Linked DNA regions of Homo sapiens: region 1 is linked to region 2. Evidence: chromatin loops called from intact Hi-C (ENCODE). Cell type or tissue: heart right ventricle. All regions are shown on one strand. Links, peaks and the distances in the headings refer to the core of each region. The heading gives the core; the rest is flanking DNA.

Region 1 (9,649 bases), core at 3,105-8,104, 360 kb after region 2:
TCAAAAACATTAGCTAAGTAAAAAAGCCAGACACGAGACCACATATTGTATAATTCCATTGATTTGAAATGTCCAAAAAAGGCAAATTTATAGAGAAAGAAATGGGCTGATTTATCTCAAGAGGCAGGGATTCAAGCTTTCTAGACTATATGTGATACATAGATGAGAAAAAATAAGGAAAAGAAAATAAATTTAAATAGAAATAAATGAAAATAATACTTCTCCCTGATTATAAAGAAAATCATATTCTTTTTCTAATAATTTGGAAGACAAAATATGAAGAAAAGTCTTTAATTTTGCCACTCAAAACATTCTGCCTTGTTGCTTTTTATACTTTTTTATGCATATACACATTTTAAAAAGTAGAATCATTATATAGTCTTTTGTCACTATGTTTTAGGCATATTTCTATGGCAGTAAATCTATCCTTAGCATCATCATTTTTAATAGCTCGATGTATATTAACTTAATCATTGCCACCCCAGAAATAAATTTTCTTATATGTATATTTTTAGTGGATTAGAGCAAGCATTTTTGGATTTAATTCATAGAAGTAGAATTTCTGGAGGAAAATAACGTACAACAGTTTTAGGGTTTTTAATATAAATTTTCAAATTATCCTGCAGAAAAATTGGTTCAGTTTATACTCCCACCAACAGGGGCAGAGCTCCAGTTTCCCCCTCCCATTTGTCCTCTTCGCTGGTCTTTAAGCAGAAAATCTGATTGTTTTCATTACATTTATTTGGTTTCTAACGCTTTTGAATCTTTTTTTTTTTTTTTTTTTGAGATGGAGTCTTGCTCTGTCATCCAGGCTGGAGTGCAGTGGTGCAGTCTCAGCTCACTGCAATGTCTGCCTCTTGGGTTCAAGCTATTCTCTTGCCTCAGCCTCCAGAGTAGCTGGGATTACAGGTATCCACCACCACACCTGGCTAATGTTTGTATTTTTAGTAAAGACAGGGTTTCACCATGTTGGCCTGGCTGGTCTCACATTCCTGATCTTAGGTGATCCTCCTGCCTTGGCCTCCCTGAGTTTTGGGATTATAGGCATGAGCCACTGCACCCAGCCACCACAGCTAACTTCTTCTTTTTTTTTTTTGAGATGGAGTCTCACTGTGTTGCCCAGGCTGGAGTGCAGTGGCCCGATCTTGGCTCATTGCAAGCTCTGCCTCCCGGGTTCACGCCATTCTCCTGCCTCAGCCTCCCAAGTAGCTGGGACTACAGGCGCCTGCCACCATGCCCGGCTAATTTTTTTTTGTATTTTCAGTAGAGATGGGGTTTCACTGTGTTAGCCAGGATGGTCTCGATCTCCTGACCTCATGATCCGCCCGCCTCAGCCTTCCAAAGTGCTGGGATTACAGGTGTGAGCCACTGCGCCTGGCCGCAGCTAACTTCTAATGAGGCCACCTTAGACAAGTTACTTACTGTCTCTGAGTGCAGTGGTGCAGTAATGGCTCACTGTAACCTTGATCACCTAGACTCAAGAGATCCTCCCACCTCAGCCTCATGAGTAGCTGGGACTACAAGCCTGCACCACCACACCCAGTTAATTTTTCTAGTTTTTGTAGAGACAGAGTTTTGCTATGTTGCCTAGGCTGGTCTTGAATTCCTGGCCTAAAGCAATCCTCCTGCCTTGGCCTCCCAAAGTGCTGGGATTACAGGCATGAGCCACCATGCCCACATTTTCTTTTCCAAGCTATATAGAGGATGCTGTATGCATCCTTCTGGAACTTGTTTTTTTTCACTTAATATTATATTGCTAAGATTCATCCTTATTGTTGTTTATAGCTGGCATTCATTCTTTTTGTATGTTGTGACATCACCAGAAGATAGAGATCCTGAGATCTCTTAAGAACTGCTGCTGGGAGTATACACTGGTATAACCACTTTGGAAAACAATTTGGCTCCATCTCATAAGGCTGAATATTCATACTCCTCCCAGCTCAGCAATTCTACTCTACATCCAAAAGAAATTCTTGCCTATATAAAACAATATAAAACAGGGGATGTGGACAAGGAATGTTCCTAACAGCTCTGTTCAAAATAGCAAAAACCTATTTCCCATCAGCTGGAGAGTGAGCGACTAAATTGTGCTTTTTATTCCCTTTAATTTCCAGTAGTCTTAGGATGCAAGTGGCTTTCCCATGGCTAGCTTGGGGAGGGGGATACTCTTGGCAATGGAGTCTGGGGTGGCAGTCCTGATTAGCCCTAGGGCAATCAGTGCTGCCCAAAACAAGAGAAAATAGAACAAGGTGCCCCACTGAGCCAATGCCCTGGGTCCCTGGAGGTACAGGTTTGTACCTGGAGGAAATAGCCATCATACAAATCAGTCTTTTCAAATGCTTCTGTCACTGGGCTGAGTCCAAAGGACACCCTTTCCCAAAACATTACAAAGCTTATTGGGGCTACCATTTATTGAGCATTTATCATGTGCCTGATCATGTACTAGTGTAGTAATTGTGTGCATTATTTCATTTATTTATTTATTTACTTACTTATTCATTGATTTGAGATAGGGTCTCTCTCTGTTGCCTGAGCTGGAGTGCAGTGGCGTGATCATGGCTCACTGCAGCCTCAAACTCCTGGGCTCAAATGATCTCACCTCAGCCTCCCGAGTAGCTGGGAATACAGGCATAAACCATCAAGTCCAGCTAATTTTTTAAAAAACATTTTCGGGCCGGGCAGGTGGCTCATGCCTGTAATCCCAGCACTTTGGGAGGCCGAGGCAGGTGGATCACAAGGTGAGGATATCGAGACCATCCTGGCTAACATGGTGAAACCCCGTTTCTACTAAAAATGCAAAAAATTAGCTGGGTGTGGTGGCGGGCGCCTGTAGTCCCAGCTACTCCAGAGGCTGACGCAGGAGAATGGCATGAACCCAGGAGGCAGAGCTTGCAGTGAGCTGAGATCATGCCACTGCACTCCAGCCTGGGCAACAGAGCGAGACTCCATCTCAAAAAGCAAAACAAAAGAAAACAAAAAACATTTTCATAGAAATGAGGTCTGGCTTTGTTGCCCAGGCTAGTCTCAAACTCCTGGCTTCAAGTGATCCTCCCCCTTGAGCCGTATTATTTCATTTAATCTTCACCATCACCTTATAAGAGTGCTTGGGGGTAGGTGCTCCACACAGTAGCAACGTAGCAACCTCCACTCATAGTGACAACGAGACTCAGTGTAGTCAAGCAACTTCTCAAAGTTCACACAGCTGGAGGGTGGCTGAGCCAGGATGAAGACCTAGGACTCTAAAGCTGGTGTGCCAGTAAATGAGAAAAGTCTCTAAGCGTTCAGGATAGCTTCCTCCCAAGAAATCTTTCTCCAAAAGTTCTAAAAACAATGACAGATCCATCTTTTATAAAGCAGACAAAACTAGCAGTCCGTTCCTTTTAGAGTGGGGTGTAAAGGTTAGCTAAGCTCCAGGGCATCCCATTTTAATCCTATATATTTATAAGGCAACTGCCAGCAGAGCACCCCAAACCTAAAGAACCCTGCACAGCTGTCTCTGTGGGGCATGGCGTGTCCATGGATGTAAAGATTTTCCAATGTGTGCTTACGGGCCTGTGGCATCACCCTCAGTCACTGTCAAAGGGTAGCTAGGCCCTGCCCGCTAGGCACCATCCTGAGAATCTGCTGAGCTTTCTAACTAGTTTATCTGTTGTTTGCAGTGAAAGATGCCCTGAAAAGAAGGGGTGTGGGTGGGAAGAGTTCTGATTTGAGGTCCCCTGATCCAGGCATGCTCTTCTTCCCCAGTTGCAGGAATCAGGGGACTCTATCTGTAAATGCGGGCTCAAGCCATGCCCCCCAGCTCCCTCTTTCAACCAGGTGCCACCCTCTGCTTCTCTTCCATAGACAGCCTAGAGCTGCCAGCAGTCCCTTAGGATCTGTGGCCTCAGGCCTGGCTTAATTTTTTCCTCTCCAAAGAGCCATCTGTAGGGCCAGAGGCCGTCAAAGCCTGACTCATTACTGGATGCCAGTTCCTTTGCCTGACCTTCAGTGATTCCTACCTTACCCTGCGGTTTTATGTTTCTTGTCTCAACACTATTATTTCTTATTTCTCCACAAGTTGAATTGCTCACTCCAGCCCCTCGAAGCATGCTCTTTTTGACACAGTTAGCTTTAGGCACATGGTTGGTGCTAAAAAAAAAAAAAAAAAAAAAGAGCATTATGTCGTTTTCATTGATTAACAAACGTGATGGCTTCACTGCAAAGTAAAGTTGATACTGCCTGGACCCCTGAGTTCAAGAGTCTTTTAGACAAATGGCTCTGAGCTAAAACATGAGCATGCAAACATATGCATCTGTTTCGGTCTGATGAGATAATTTGGATACTTGGTTGTTATCCTTGAGCATTTTCCTGCCTCATTAATGCATGTGTAGCCAGCACAATAATAATCATAGCTAATAATGGCTAAAGCTGAGGGCTTTCCTGAGCCAGGCAGTGGCTTTAAAACTTTAAAGTGGCTTTTAAAACTTTAACAGCTAAAGCTGAGGACTTTCCTGAGCCAGAAAGTGGCTTTAAAACTTTAAAGTTTTCACATGGACTCTCATTGAATAATTTCTGTTTTTCAGATCAAGAAACTGAGACTTACTATCACATTTGGGATTAAGTTAAAAAAAAAAAAAGAAACTGAGGCTTAAAGCTGTCAAGCATTTCACAGCCAGCAAGCAGCTAAATCGGAACTTGAACCCAGGCAGTCTAGCCCTGGGATCCTGTGCCCTTCCTTACCCATTATCCAGTGTTGGCTACACAAAACTAATGAGTACATATTTTCAACTATAGTTTAAGTGGGTGACATATTTTTCACTATATTTTATGTAGGTGACTTTCAGTTTGGGGGTATTCTACTTACACAATCTATTGAGCTGGATATTACTGAGAACAAAAAGAAACTAATGAACTCTGAAAAACATAAAACATGAGCAACATGACATCACTGCAAAAGACAAAACAGCACATAGCCTTCTTGTGACTGTATTTTGCTGACAGTCCATGAGCTGATAGCCTGAACTCAGCAGTGCTGTTCCCTTGGGAGACACACACACACACACACACACACACACACACACACACACACGAGTTGGTGGTTTTGTACCTCCCCCCGCCCCTAAATACACACACACCAGTTGGTGGTTGTGCAGCCTGGAGCTTCCAGTCCGCGAGTGTGAGGAACGGACTAGATGGGTCCAGCAGTGCTGGGTCAAAGCCAGGAGGGGGCAGCCGGAAGCGCGCACATGCTCTGGACTCGTGCACCCGCCGAAACGGGTGCGCACCGGGCGCGCGGGGGTGAGAGGTGAGGGGTGAGGGGTGAGGGACGAGAGGGACGGGAGCGGGGTAGGGGCAGCCCTTTCCCAGGCGGTAGCGGGGGCGGTGGTGCTGTTGTCCTTTTAAGCTGTGGCTTGACAGGAGGAGCGCCTCCTGTCGGTGGAGTCTGTTACAAGGGGAGCAGCCGCCCAGGCCGCCACACAGCTCCCCGCAGAGGCCTCGGTGCCCCTTGCCATTTTCCAGCCCTACTCCGACTAGAGTTGAGGCAGCGGGGAGAGGCGGAGCCGCGAGAGCGCCGCCGAGAGGTCCCGCGGGTGGTCGCGGCCATGACAGCGGCTCCCGACCGGCTCACCTTCCGCGCCCCTCCCGCCAGAGGTGAGAGTAAAATGTCCGTGTCAGGGTTCAAGGCCAAGCTGAAGTTGTTGTCCTCTATTTTCCACAAGAACCAGGAGCCGCCGCGGCAGCTCAGGCTCCACTGCAACATCACGGTGAGGCGCCCAGCGGCGGCTTCACACGGCAGGGCGAGGGCGGAGAGGAAGAGCCCGGAGTCCCGGGACAAAGGGGAACCTGCCCAGGAGAGGCCCCGGTTCCCCGGGCCGGGTGAGCGCGCACCTTTCTCCCGCGACTGGCCTGGCCCCGATCGCCGGGACTGCGGGAGGCTTGGGTGGGAGGAGGGGGAGGGCGCGTCTCTCTGGCTCCTTGCTGCGGGGCTGGCTTGGGGGCTGCCGGCACCTCTCGCCCCAGTCACCGCGCCCCGAGGTGGGAGCCCGCGTCGCCCGCAGCCCTTTCGGGGCCCATGGTCGCCCTCAGTCAGCCAGCCTGCTCCCCGGGACCGCGACGGGGCGTGGCAGGGCGTCTCCGGCTGTTGTTTGAGCCCGGGCGGGGAAGGGGAAAGGCCTTCAAGATTTTCGGGGTTTTGGCCGGGCGCAGTGCTCGTTCCTGTAATCCCAGTACTTTGGGAGGCTGACGCAGCTGGATCGCCTGAGGTCAGGAGTTCTAGACTAGCCCGGCCAACATGGTAAAACCCTGTCTCTACTAAAAATACAAAAATTAGCCGGGCATGGTGGCAGGCACTTGTTGAGATGGAGTCTCACTCTGTCGCCCAGGCTGGAGTGCAGTGGGGTGATCTCGGCTTACTGCAGCCTCCGTCTCTTGACAGTCCATGGGTTCAAGCGATTCTCCTGCCTCAGCCTCCCGAGTAGCTAGGATTACAGGCTCCTGACACCACGCCTGGCTAACTTTTGTGTTGTTTAGTAGAGACAGGGTTTCACCATGTTGGCCAGGCTGGTCTCGAACTCCTGACCTCAAATGACCCATCTCTGCCTCCCAGAGTTCTGGGATTACAGGCCTGAGCCACCGCGCCCAGATCCAAGGCCCTTAAGCTTAAATGCCTCGTTCTTCAGTCAGGTTTTCCTTGTTCCCGCATGTTCAGCCAATCGTGTTTAAGGAGAAACTAACAATGAAAACGGGCTTGTTGATGGAGGAAAAGTTGGAATGCAGCCTCTGGTGCTGTTTGAGCGATCCCTCTATCCCGGGTCGCTGCTGTGTTCTGGAAAGGCACATTGTACCCTGGATGCAGCAGGTAAGAGTCCTGTCCAGGTGCTCTGCCCGCTTTCCTTTCAGGCTTCTGTATCATCTATTTTTCCCCTGTAGAATGTGCCCCTGACAGCCACCCCCTAACCCTACCCAATTTGTCTTTACATGTCTGACCATCAAGGCTCTTCTGGGTCATATTCAGTTCATGCTGATATTTCCCCTTCCTCCCCTCTTTAGTCCTCACTATTTTTGCTTTGGTCATGTTATGCTGTATTCTGTAAGGCTTTTTAATTTTTTTTTTATGATGGCAGGGGAGAATAGTTTATAATTATGCTTTGTGCTTTTTATCTTCTACTCAATAAATGCTTGGTAAATATTTGTTTTATTGAATGTATGACCCTATTCTAGCTATATTGTGCTTGAACAAAAACCTTAACTGCCTTGTAAGTTAACTGCTAAGAATTTGTCAGAAGTGCAGACATAACATCAAGAACTTGTCATGGATAGTACAAAAAGGTCTCTAAGGGCTTGATGGAGGCCTGTAAATTGACTTCCTATGAAAGAGAGTGTAAGAAGTGAAAATGTAAAGCATGACTGGAGAGCCAGAGTGATGAAGCCAGGGTCCCTTTCTCCAGATCCTTTGTAACAGTGTTATGTGATCTCTTCTAGAAGATCGTTCTGAAAGATAATGCCAACTTGGAACCTAGGAAACCATCCAGTGGGTTTCTGCAGCTTAGGTGGTTCAAATCCTCATCAGCACCTTTGTTTTCTCTGCCTCAGTTTGCTAACAATGATGTTCTCAGTAGCTGTAATTGCTGTCTTTGAATACGTAAGCATTTTTTTTTAGATGACAGGGATATATGTGCATTTTTATTTTACCAAGTGTTAGAATTTTTACTCTGCTTTTGTGGGCTCTGGGTTAGCTACTTGGTTGTTTAGATGTAAAATGATTAGCAGGGAAAACTCTGTGTGTGTGTGTGTGTGTGTGTGTGTGTGTGTGTGTGTGTGTGTGTTATAAGTTTCTTTTGTTGTCAGAGGACTTAGAATTTTATTTTATATGGTAATTCTGTCAATTTACTTTATTCTCCACCCCACATTTATTGAACAGCAAAGTATGAAAGTAACGTGTCCCATAACCAGCCTTCAGAAAAATTACAACTGCTGTATATCTGAAATTCTTTTTTTCTTTTTTTAATTTTGAGAAGGAGTCTCACTCTATCACCCAGGCTGGAGTGCAGTGGCACAATCTCGGCTTACTGGAAACTCTGCCGCCCACGTTCAATCGATTCTCCTGCCTCAGCCTCCTTAGTAGCTGGGATTACAGGCATCTGCCACTGCACCTGTCTAATTTTTGTAATTTTAGTAGAGTCGGGTTTCACCATGTTGGCCAGGTTGGTCTTGAACTCCTGACCTCATAATCTGCCTGCCTTGGCCTCCCAAAGTGCTGGGATTACAGGCATGAGCTACCGTGCCTGGCTGAACTTGCAAGAAAAATATGTGCATCAGTTTTCAAAAAATTATATCAAAAGATAGCTGTGCCCTACATTTGGAAAGATACAAAAACCTAACATACCGGCAGGCAGTTTTGCTTGCTGGTGCTTGAGATAGAGCCACACATTGGTCTCAGTGGATTTATGGAGAAAAATAGATACAGAATATTGTTTCTAATTAAGACCAAAAAATCCTTTTCTTAAGCAGTGACAGGTAAAGAGGTTGTCTTGGCTAACCTTGAATTGTGTTGCCCTTGATTGAGACAGTTTTATGGTGGGGTTGGTAGTGGTGATAAACTTGTTTGAAATTTGTCTGCTTATAGTAAGCTTTGTGGTAGCTGTCACAGAGAACTTCATCCTCACAGGCCCTAAAATTACTATAAAACTAATAGAATGGAGGAGAAACAAAGGACCTGAATAATTAGATGCTTAGATAATTGTTCTGTGTTTTCATAACCGGTGAAAAAGAGCAGTGTTAGAAGTACTTAAACATTCCATGTAGGGAACACTGCCTGAATTTATATTGTGATTTTTGAGCATCATTCACTGTTTAAAAACAGGCATATTGTGGGTCGTATTTTAAAGACAAATAGAAAACTTATCTTTTCAAGATGGATCTAAAGCTTAACCTTATCAAAATTACAAAATGTAAAGGATATGATTGAAAAATATTAATGCATAGGTTTAAATATTGGTCATCATTTTAGATTTCTTTCAAAATAGGTTGTCTCTTAAATATTAAACTGAACAAACATTGAACATGTTGTAGAGTTTGTGCTCAAGGTTAAGTTTCCTGGGGTGATGGATATTTTATAATATGGGTAACAAAAAGTTCTTATTTTAAGAAATTTAGAAAATTTTTAGGCAAAACTAGAAAGTAATACCAATAATTCTACCACTCAGAATGTACCACTATCAGAATTTTGTATCTTTCAGTCATCTGCTCATCTCTTTTCTCCTTTGCTTGTATGTGTTCCCTCTCCCTTAAAAAATCAGATTTTTTTTTGTAATCTGCATGTTCACTCAACAATATTGTAGATTTGTGTCATAAGTTACTCCTCTACAGTGCCTTCAGTTATTGTGTGCTTTGTGTTGGATGACTGTACCATCTAGTCTTTCATGTTTCCTGGTACTGACTACATAGGGGTGAGAGAGAGAGAGAGAGAGAGAGAGAGAGTGTGTGTGTGTGTGTGTGTGTGTGTGTGTGTGTATTTTTTTTCTACCTTAACTAATGCTTTGGACATCAACAGGTAGAGCTAAATCCTTGAAACCTTCCAAGTGGTGGCTTTCAGTTATTGCTGCATTGGTTTCTAGAGATGGAACAAATTATATTGTATGGAAACTTTTTTTTTTTTGAGACAAAGTCT
Region 2 (9,649 bases), core at 2,995-7,994:
TTGCCTGGTCCATTGTTTCCTGCTGGTCAGAGACTGGACATTAAGATGTGAGAACTGGAGTGCGCATTTTTGCAAATGCTATGGTCTGAATGTTTGTCCTTCGGAAACTCATTTTGAAACTTAATCCTCAATGTGGCAGTATTGACAGGTGGGGCCTTTAAGAGGTGATTGGGTCATGAGGGCTCTGCCCTCCTGAATGGATGAATCCATTCCTGAATGTTGGATTAATGGGATAATGGGTTATCATGGGAGTAGGACTGGTGGCTTTTTGTTTTGTTTTTGAGACGGAGTTTCGCTCTGTTGCCCAGGCTGGAGTACAGTGGTGCGATCTAGGCTTACTGCAACCTCCACCTCCCGGATTCAAGCAATTCTCGTGCCTCAGCCCCCTAAGTTGCTGGAATTACAGGCGTGAGCCTTTATGCCTGGCTAACTTTTGTATTTTAAATAGAGATGGGGTTTCACCATGTTGGCCAGGCTGGTCTTGAACTCCTGACCTTAAGTGATTTGCCTGCCTCAGCCTCCCAAAGTGCTGGGATTACAGGCATGAACCATCGCACCTGGACTTGACTGGTGGCTTCTTAAGAAGAAGAAGAGAGATCTGAGCTAGCATGCTCAGTTCCCTGCCTGGCACCCCTCAACCCCTCGCCATGTGATGCCCTGTGCCAACTTGGGACTCTGCAGAATCCCCAGCAGCAAGAAGGCTCTCGCCAGATACAACCCCTCGACCTTGGACTTCTCAGCCTCCATAACTGTAAGAAATAAATTCTTATTCTTTATAAAGTACCCAGTTTCAGGATTTCTGTTATAAGCAACAGAAAATGGACTAAGACAGCAAATGAAGCCCAAACCAGAGCAGGAAAAGTGGAGAGATGGGCCCAGGCTAGTGGAAGACAGTGATGGACAGAGAGAACGGGACCCTCTGCTTTGCTCCCCCCACCTTGTACCACTACCCTGTCTGCAGGACCTCCTGCTGTGCTCACCCATAGGTCAGTTTCACTCCTTCCTCCCTCCTAAACTTGGACTCCTCCACCTCCGGGTAGACCAGCTTGGAGAGGGCCAAGGCACAAGGGGCAGCCATCACAGAGGCTGCAATCAACGAGGTGGCATCGATCTGCAAGAGTGAGAGTGCAGGTTCTAGGTGGACAGTCAGAAGAAATGCTGGCGACCAAGGAGTGCGGCCCAGGGCAGCAAGGGCACATGTGTAGTCTGTCCCACTGATATGTCCTCATTGTCATAACTGCTGTCATCACTAATAATAATAATACCTTTTATGTGTAGAAGGTCACAGGCTATATGTATAGGACCTTCTATTTCTTCCTGGTGCTCCCTAAGTTAGGAATGACAAATATTGTTATCTTCATTTTACAGACAAGAAAACTGAGACTCCAAAGGATTAAATATGGCTTCCCAAAATAAAGGAAGAGAAGGAATTAGAGCCTATCACATCTTTTGGCTCCAAGTTCAAGGTTCTTTCTTCCTTTTTAGGCTGTCACTGTTGACCACTAATCCCCGTTAGCTGAGGTTTCCCCCTTAGTGGAGGAATTTGTAATGCTTTCAGACAAAGCTCTAGAACCTAAGAGTTGAAATGAAATGGATTTAAGAGCTAAACCAATTCCACCTTAGTGTAGGTATGTACTAGCGTAGGAAGGTACTCCCTCTCTAGGCTCTCTCTTTGAATGCTTACTGTGACGGGGAACTCACCACTGCAAGCCAACCCATCACATCCAGTCCTGCAGTTTGAGAACTCCTTCTCAGGAAATCTGCCTCTATGACAGCCACCGTTTGACCCTCAGTCTCCTTCTGGGAGCCACGCTGTGAAAACCACTCCCAGCAAGATGGCAGAGCAATGTCAGCCCCTGGGATTCTCCCTTCCTGAAGTTTTATCTTCACTGGGACCCCAAACCCTTTGCTTCTCTGTTCTTTTCCACAGAGAAATATGACACGTTTCCCCCTATCACTGTGTCATTTACCAAGCAGGGAAATCAGAACCAACTCAGACATCTAACAATGGGAGACCGGCTAAGCGTCGTCAGGCTGTCATTGAAAATGATGGTCATCAAGGCCTCACAGTGAAGTGGGAAAGGGCCCACAACATTGCAGGTAGAGAAGAACCAAAACTAGGGGCAGTGGGGAAACAAACTCCAAAATGGCGCATGAAAAGATTAGAAAGAAATACACCAAAATGGCAATGAATTGACTGTCCCTGGCTGCTGGGGCCAGGGGTGATTTTCTTTCTTGCTTTATTTTTTTTTCCAAGACAGAGTCTTGCTCTGTTGCCCAGGCTGGAGTGCAGCGGTACAATCTTGGCTCACTGTAACCTCCGCCTCCTGGGTTTAAGCAATTCTCCTCCCTCAGCCTCCAGAGTAGCTGGGGTTACAGGTGTGCACCACCACGCCCGGCTAATTTTTGTATTTTTAGTAGAGATGGCGTTTCACCGTGTTGGCCAGGCTAGTCTCGAACTCCTGACCTCGTGATCTGCCCACCTGGGCCTCCCAAAGTGCTGGGATTACAGGCATGAGCCACCATCCCCGGCCGATTTTCTTTTCTTTCTGCATTTTGGTATCTTTCTTTTCTTTCATTTTTTTTTTTTTTTTTTTTTTTTTTGAGATGGAGTCTCACTCTGTCGCCCAGTCTGGAGTGTAGTGGCGCCATCTTGGCTCACTGCAAACTCTACCTCCCAGGTTCACACCATTCTCCTGCCTCAGCCTCCCAAGTAGCTGGGACTACAGGCGCCCACCACCACGCCCAGCTAATTTTTTTTTTTTGTATTTTCAGTAAAGACGGGGTTTCACTGTGTTAGCCAGGATGGTCTCAATCTCCTGACCTTGTGATCTGCCTGCCTTGGCCTCCCAAAGTGCTGGGATTACAGGTGTTTTGGTATCTCTCAAAATGTCCACAACAATATTTTTTTTAATAAACAAAAAGCAAAATAGATGTTTCTTCTTAAAGTTTGTAATAAGCCAACTGCATTCTAAAGTGTTAAATAAAAATAAAAAGGAGGAGGGAGGTAAGTTGAAGACAGACACTCAGGCTGATAAAAGCAGAGGGCAGGCCAGGCACAGTGGCTCACGCCTGTAATCCCAGCATTTTGGGAGGCCAAGGCGGGCAGATCACTTGAGGTCAGGAGTTTGAGACCAGCCTAGCCAACATGGTGAAACCCCATCTCTACTAAGAATACAAAAATTAGGCCGGGCGTGGGGCTCACACCTGTTATCCTAGCACTTTGGGAGGCCGAGGTGGGAGGATCACAAGGTCAGGAGTTCGAGACCAGTCTGGCCAACTTAGTGAAACCCCCATCTCTAATAAAAATAGAGAAAAATTATCCGGGTGTGGTGGTGTGTGCCTGTAATCCCAGCTACTCGGGAGGCTGAGGCAGGAGAATCACTTAAACCCAGGAGGCGGAGGTTGCAATGAGCCGAGATCGCACTATTGCACTCCAGCCCAGGCAATAGTGCGAGACTCCATCTCAAAAAAAAACAAAAATTAGCCTGGTGTGGTGGTGGGTGCCTGTAATCCTAGCTATTTGGGAGGCTGAGGCACGAGAATGGGTAGAACCCAGGAGGCAGAGGTTGCAGTGAGCTGAGCACTCCAGCCCGGGCGACAGAGTGAGACTCCATCTCAAAAAAAAAAAAAAAAAAAAAGCAGAGGGCAGATCGTGGGCACCCCTCATTACCATCTCAGGGAAGTGCCAGGCCTGCTGCTGAGAAGCCAGGCTGGAGACCCTCTCAGGCTCTGAATCCCAGGTATTGTGTCCTTCTTCTTTTTCTAAACCCCAGTTGTTTCTTTTTAAAGATCGACAAAACTTCTTAAAATGTGAACAAGAATTGGCAGCAGCCTGATACCTCCCCAGGGCCCTGTGTGGACACTGGGTGTGCAAGCCTGGGCCCCTGCCCCTTGCTGGATGAAACCCACTTGGGGCAGGTGTCCTCTCTGGACTTTCTGGGCTGGGCTTTGGGACTTCCCCTGCTTCCTCCTCAGTTGCTCAGCCCCAGCTGGGATGGTGCCACACCTGGAATCTTGGGATTTTCCCTCCACCAGGCAGGACCCTGACCCTTCCTCTGACTTGTAGATTACATCTGGTTTGTAAACCTGAGTCACGGCAGAGAACACACCCTGCAGTTGTCACATTCCTGCACACTGTCCCCTGGGTGACCCAGTTGTGGTCACAGCCTCAAATGCTGCAGTTGCTAGTTTCCAGCTCATCATGGAAAGGGCTGAGTCCTGCACAGGCAGGGCTCCCTGGGCACTGGGCCAGCCCACACCCACCTCCCCACTGCCAGCTACTCTGCAGGGCTGTGACATTCCCCAGCCCTGCCTCCCAGGCACCTGGTCAGGAGAGCCTTCCATCCTAGCATCCCAGGGCCCACGCCTGCCCATAACCCTTCTCTCTCTGACCCAAAGGGTCTCGCTCTGTCACCCAGGCTGGAGTGTAATGGCATGATCATGGCTCACTATAGCCTTGACCTCCTGGGCTCAAGTGATCCTCCCACTTCAGCCTCCCCAGTACCTGGGACTATAGATGTGTGCCACCATGCCCAAGTAATTTTTTATTTTTTAAATTTTTTGTGGAGATAGGGGTCTCCCTATGTTGCCCATGCTGGTCTCAAGCTCCTGGTCTCAGCCATCCTCCTGCCTTGGCCTCCCAAAGTACTGAAATGACAGGCATGAGCCACTGCACCCAGCCTAGAAGCCACATTTTTTTTTTTTTTTTTGAAACAGAGTCTTGCTGTGTTGCTCAGGCTGGAGTGCAATGGGGCGATCTCGGCTCACTGCAACCTCTGCCTCCCGGGTTCAAGCAATTCTCCCACCTCAGACTCCTGAGTAGCTGGGGTTACAGGCACCTGACATCATACCTGGCTAATTTTTGTATTTTTGTAGAGACAGGGTTTCTCCATGTTGCCCAGGCTGGTCTTGAACTCCTGACCTCAGGTGATCCACCCGCCTCGGCCTCCCAAAGTGCTGGAATTACAGGTGTGAGCCACCGCGCCCGGCCATAGCCACATTTTAAAAAGGAAAAAGAAATAGGTTAAATTAATTTTAATAATGTCTTATTTAACTCAATATATCCAAAATATTTTCTTTCCACCCATGTAATCAATATAAAACTATCAATATGGATGACAAAATAAAAATTTAAAATTAATAAAACATCTTAAAAGTTTTTCAATACGACTAGCCTCATTTCAAGTGCTCAATAGCTATGTGTGTTTGGTGGCTACTGTACTGGACCGTGGAGATCTAGAAATATCCAGATATTAGCAATAGGAGGGATGTGCGGAGAAGGGAGCCAGAGATTGAGCAACAAAGTGGTTTTAAGAATCTGGGAGCTTGGAGGCTGGGCGCAGTGGCTCATGCCTGTAATCCCAGCAGTTTGGGAGGCCGAGGCGGGTGGATCACCTGAGGTGAGGAGTTCAAGGCCAGCCTGGCCAACATGGTGAAACCCTGTCTCTACTAAAAATACACAAATTAGCTGGGTTGGTGGCGCATGCCTGTAATCCCAGCTACTTGGGAGGCTGAGGCAGGAGAATTGCTTGAACCTGGGAGGTGGAGGTTGTAGTGAGCCGAGATTGAGCCACTGCACTCCAGCCTGGGCGACAGAGGGAGACTCTGTCTCAAAAAAAAAGAAAGAAAGAAAGAAAAGAAAGAAAGAAAAGAAAGAAAGAAAGAAAGAAAGAAAGAAAGAAAGAAAGAAAGAAAGAAAGAAAGAAAGAAAGAAAGAAAGAAAGAACGAACGAACCTGGGAGCTTGAAGGAAAGGGCAAGAGAGACCTTTCTGGGATTCAGAGGCTGAGGGCAGAGCCAAAGATACTGAGGAACTGACTGGGGAAGGAAGTTAGAGGGCGTGCAGTACAGGGCTGGTGCAGTGACTGTCATGAGCCAGGTGGGGGCAAAAGAGAGCTGCTCTGGAGAAAAGACTGGGGCAGACCCAGAGATTGAAGGGAAGGAAGGTTTGTTTGTTAGGTGCTTTTCCTCTGGGCCAGCTATAGTTGTAGTCTGGGGCTTTCAAACCAGAGACTGTAAAATGGAGGCTCAAGGGCACCTAGGGATGATCCTGGCTGCCTCTGCCCATTCTGTGCAGCTAAAGGGAAGTGGGTACCCAGGCCCTGTCAATGGGGAAGCCAGACTGCCCAGGGCTGGGCCTGGACTTTTGCCTGAGAAAGGGAAGAAAAGAGGGCTGAGTTTTAAGCCAGATTGTGGAAATGGGCGAGCATTCTTCCAGTGTTTAAGTTCTAAGTAATGACTAGGAGGAACACCAGCGTTATTCTTTTCGTTGTCTAAGGGGACCAGAACAAGGTTAAGACATTTAAAGCCCTAAGTTCTGAAAATATTATGGCATCCCCCTCCCCCAATATCCTGCCATGAAAAAAAGTTTCAGGAACAAAGTTTTGGGTTTCCATTTTTGAAATATCAAATTCCTTCTGCTGGGACTCTTAAAACAAAACCTAGAATAAAGGGCTCAGAAGTAGCCTCAGAAGAAGTTTTTCTGTCCTGCCCTCCCATTTATCAGTCCAATTCTCCTTCAAGGCTAGCCATAAAAACTAGAATTCCCCTTCTCCAAGGCAGGGCACGGAGACCAGAAGCCCTTTTCCCCAAAGCCAGCCATAAAGCCTAAAAACATTGCTTTAACTTCCCTCTGCCTTTCTGGGTAAAAAGTGGCAATAAAGAAATTATCTGACCTACTTTGTTTGAGTGTAGGTCATAAGACCCCCCCTTCCAGAGAGGATCTTGCCCCATACCCAGAAGGAAAAAATGCTCAGAGAGCCCAAGAAGAGTCTACACAGACAGGCTTTGCTGTTTTTCCTCCACTCAGTCGATTAGTATTAGATCACACTCTGTTTGTCCAATTCTATTTCTATGTGGCTATCCATACTTTGTTGAACCTGAGCGTAAAAATGGACAATTTTCCCTGTATCTTTGGGTCTTCCTTCTGAAGGCCCCCGTGTGTATGCATTAAATAAATTTGTGTGCCTTTCTCCTGTTAATCTCCCTTTTGTGAGCTGATTTTTCAGTGAACCTTCAGAGGACGTAGGGGAAATTTTCCCTTGGCCTCCACACTTCCAAAAACAATTGGTGGTGGGGTGGGTGGGTGCACCAGTTTTAATGAGCCCTTTTCTAGGCCTCAGCAAGACAGGTGCAAACCAGATGACAGTCTCTAGAATTCTAGATGGGAGGGTACCAGGCCAGAAACCAAAGCCCCTGAGCCCAAGGGGACTTCTTGAAAAGTCACGCAACAGCTGGCCCTGCCCAGACAGCTCTGTGGCATGTAGAGCTGAGCTTATTGGTGTGGTCCAGGCATCCGGAGTGAAGGAGAGATGGAGGGGCAGGCTGGCTGTTTGTTCACCCATCTCTCATCATCCCCAGGGACAGAGATGAGAGAGACAGGTGGAATTTGGGATTAAAGAAGGGGACAATGTAGGTCATTTTCTGGTCACCGCCTACCACCACCCCCCCCCTCCCCCCACCCCCCACACAGCATCCAGAGAGCCTGGGGCAGGGGCAGAGAGCCAGAAGGCAGGGCAGGGTCAATCTCCAAATCAGCACATACAGGCCACCTCACTCTCATGCTGAATGCTACCACCTTGTGTGGGGCAACTTACCCAGCTTATGACTGTACTGCTGGGCATTTAGGCTGTCCAGTTTTCTTGCTTTTGCAAATGTTGGAATTTTGCATTTCTTGAACACTTGTGAGAATATCCCTATATCACAATTTTTCTAGCTGGATCAAAGGGAAAGAATATTTTTAAAGTGATTGAAGCTGGATGCAATGGCTCATGCCTGTAATCCTAATATTTTGGGAGGCCAAGGCAGGAGGATTGCTTGAGCCCAGGAGTTCAAGACCAGCCTGAGCAACATAGCAAGATCCCGTCTCTACCAAAAAAAAAAAAAAAAAATAGCCAGGGGTGGTGGCGCACGTATGTAGTCCCAGCTACTCAGGAGGCTGAGGTGGGAGAATTGCTTGAGTCCAGGAGTTTGAGGCTATGGTGAGCTGTAATTGCACCACTGTGCTCCAGCTTGAGTAACAGAGGGAAACTCTGTCTCTCTCTATATAAATACATGTTGGTGTCATGTGGGGAGTTAAAAAACAAAAAATAAATATTTTTAATTGCTCTATATAATAAAATACAATATTTTATTATATAAATAAAAAAATTAAAAGTGATATATGATAAAATAATAAAATATTATATATAGAATAAAATAAAAAAACAAAATATTATATATAGAATAAAATAAATAAAAAATAAATAGACTGATAGGCCTTCACCAAAAAAGGTTACAGTAAATTAAACTGTTACCATGAGTGGGTGAGTACCACACACTTGCCATTTGGGGGCACGTAAAGGGTTTCATATCACTTAGAAGAAAGATAAGTTATTATCGTCTTAATTCCTTTGAACATCAGTGAGCTTGAATATCTTTTTATAATTTGTGAACTATTTTCTCCTGATCAATGATTCTCAACTTTTATTAAAAAAAAAAGAGAGAGAAAGTATGTGAGTACTCAGGTGTATATACCTAAAAGCCTACTTACACAGAAAGATTTGGAATGACATTTTAGGTCAGTGGTCTCAAATTGGGCGGGCATCAGAATCACCTGTGAGGCCTGTTGCAACGCAGTATGCTGGTTCCACCCCCATCATTTCTTTTCTTTTTTTGAAACACAGTCTCACTCTGTTGCCCAGGCTACTGTGCAGTGGTGCGATCTCAGTTCACTGCAACCTCCGCCTCCCAGTTTCAAGTGATTCTCCTGCTTCAGCCTCCCAAATAGCTAGGATTACAAGCACCCACCACCACGGCCAGCTATTTTTTTGTATTTTTAGTAGAGATGAGATTTCACCATGTTGGCCGGGCTGCTCTCAAATTCCTGACCTCAGATGATCCACCCGCCTTGGCATCCCCCATCGTTTCTGATTCAGCAGGTCTAGGGTGGGCCCAAGAATTTGCATTTCTAACAAGTTCGCAGGTGATGCTGACAATGCTGGTCCATGGACCCCACTTTCAGAATAGCTGTTCTACGCTATTAAAAGCAATTACCAGGCCAGGCACCGTGGCTCATGCCTGTAATACCAGCACTTTGGGAGGCTGAGGTGGGCAGATCACAAGGTCAGGAGATCGAGACCATCCTGGCCAACATGGTGAAACCCTGTCTCTACTAAAAATACAAAAAAAAAAAAAAAAAAAAAAAAACTAGCTGGGCGCGGTGGGGCGTGCCTGTAATCCTAGCTACTCAGGACGCTGAGGCAGGAGAAACGCTTGAACCAGGGAGCTAGAGGTTGCAGTCAGCCAAGATTGCGCCACTGCACTCCAGCCTGGCAACAGAGCAAGACTCCGTCTCAAAAACAAACAAACAAAAAAAATTAATAAAAAATAAAATCAGTTACCCATGGGAAGTGGGGTTAAGAAAGAGATTTAAAAACTTATTTGTTTCTGCAATAAGCAAGAATTTCTTTGATCATTAAGGAAATAAAATTGAGACCTTTGAAGATTTGCCTGTGAAAGCACAAATGTGAAAGCATAAGGTGTTTTATGAATGTAAAGCATTATTACCGGGCATTATGTGAGGGATGCATTTGAGAATTTCCCTCTGCCCACCATGCAGTAGCATTGTGATTGCTTTTAGGGCCTAATTCACACCACTGGAATTTGAC

The links. Hi-C counts contacts between places; a loop is a spot of excess contacts. Peaks named below come from ENCODE experiments on the same cell type or tissue, not always from the same donor. Only the 100,000 strongest peaks of a DNase experiment are listed, where the experiment ranks them.
Region 1: a loop joins it to region 2, with 2.6 times the contacts of the local background. A loop is called at or near these places in 57 of 110 quality-filtered maps.

Annotation. Positions count from the first base shown.
Region 1 is chr15:84,566,694-84,576,342 of GRCh38, reverse strand. LINC00933 (long intergenic non-protein coding RNA 933) reads right to left here and starts at 5,694. Exons shown (of 4, transcript NR_038274.1): 1 at 5,609-5,694; 2 at 3,999-4,128; 3 at 3,092-3,321. It also overlaps the pseudogene UBE2Q2P1. In heart right ventricle, for the core only: CTCF peaks have their summits at 5,207 (motif pointing right) and 5,412; DNase peaks (open chromatin) are centred at 5,302 and 6,122; H3K4me3 peaks cover 2,099 bases; H3K27ac peaks cover 2,402 bases.
Region 2 is chr15:84,924,607-84,934,255 of GRCh38, reverse strand. It overlaps SLC28A1 (solute carrier family 28 member 1), which reads right to left. Exons shown (of 19, transcript NM_004213.5): 13 at 981-1,111. Among named protein-coding and RNA genes, the nearest start is that of SLC28A1, 45 kb to the right of the region's middle. RefSeq lists enhancers at 6,130-6,189, 9,602-9,649. In heart right ventricle, for the core only: a CTCF peak has its summit at 5,872; a DNase peak (open chromatin) is centred at 5,895; H3K27ac peaks cover 1,450 bases.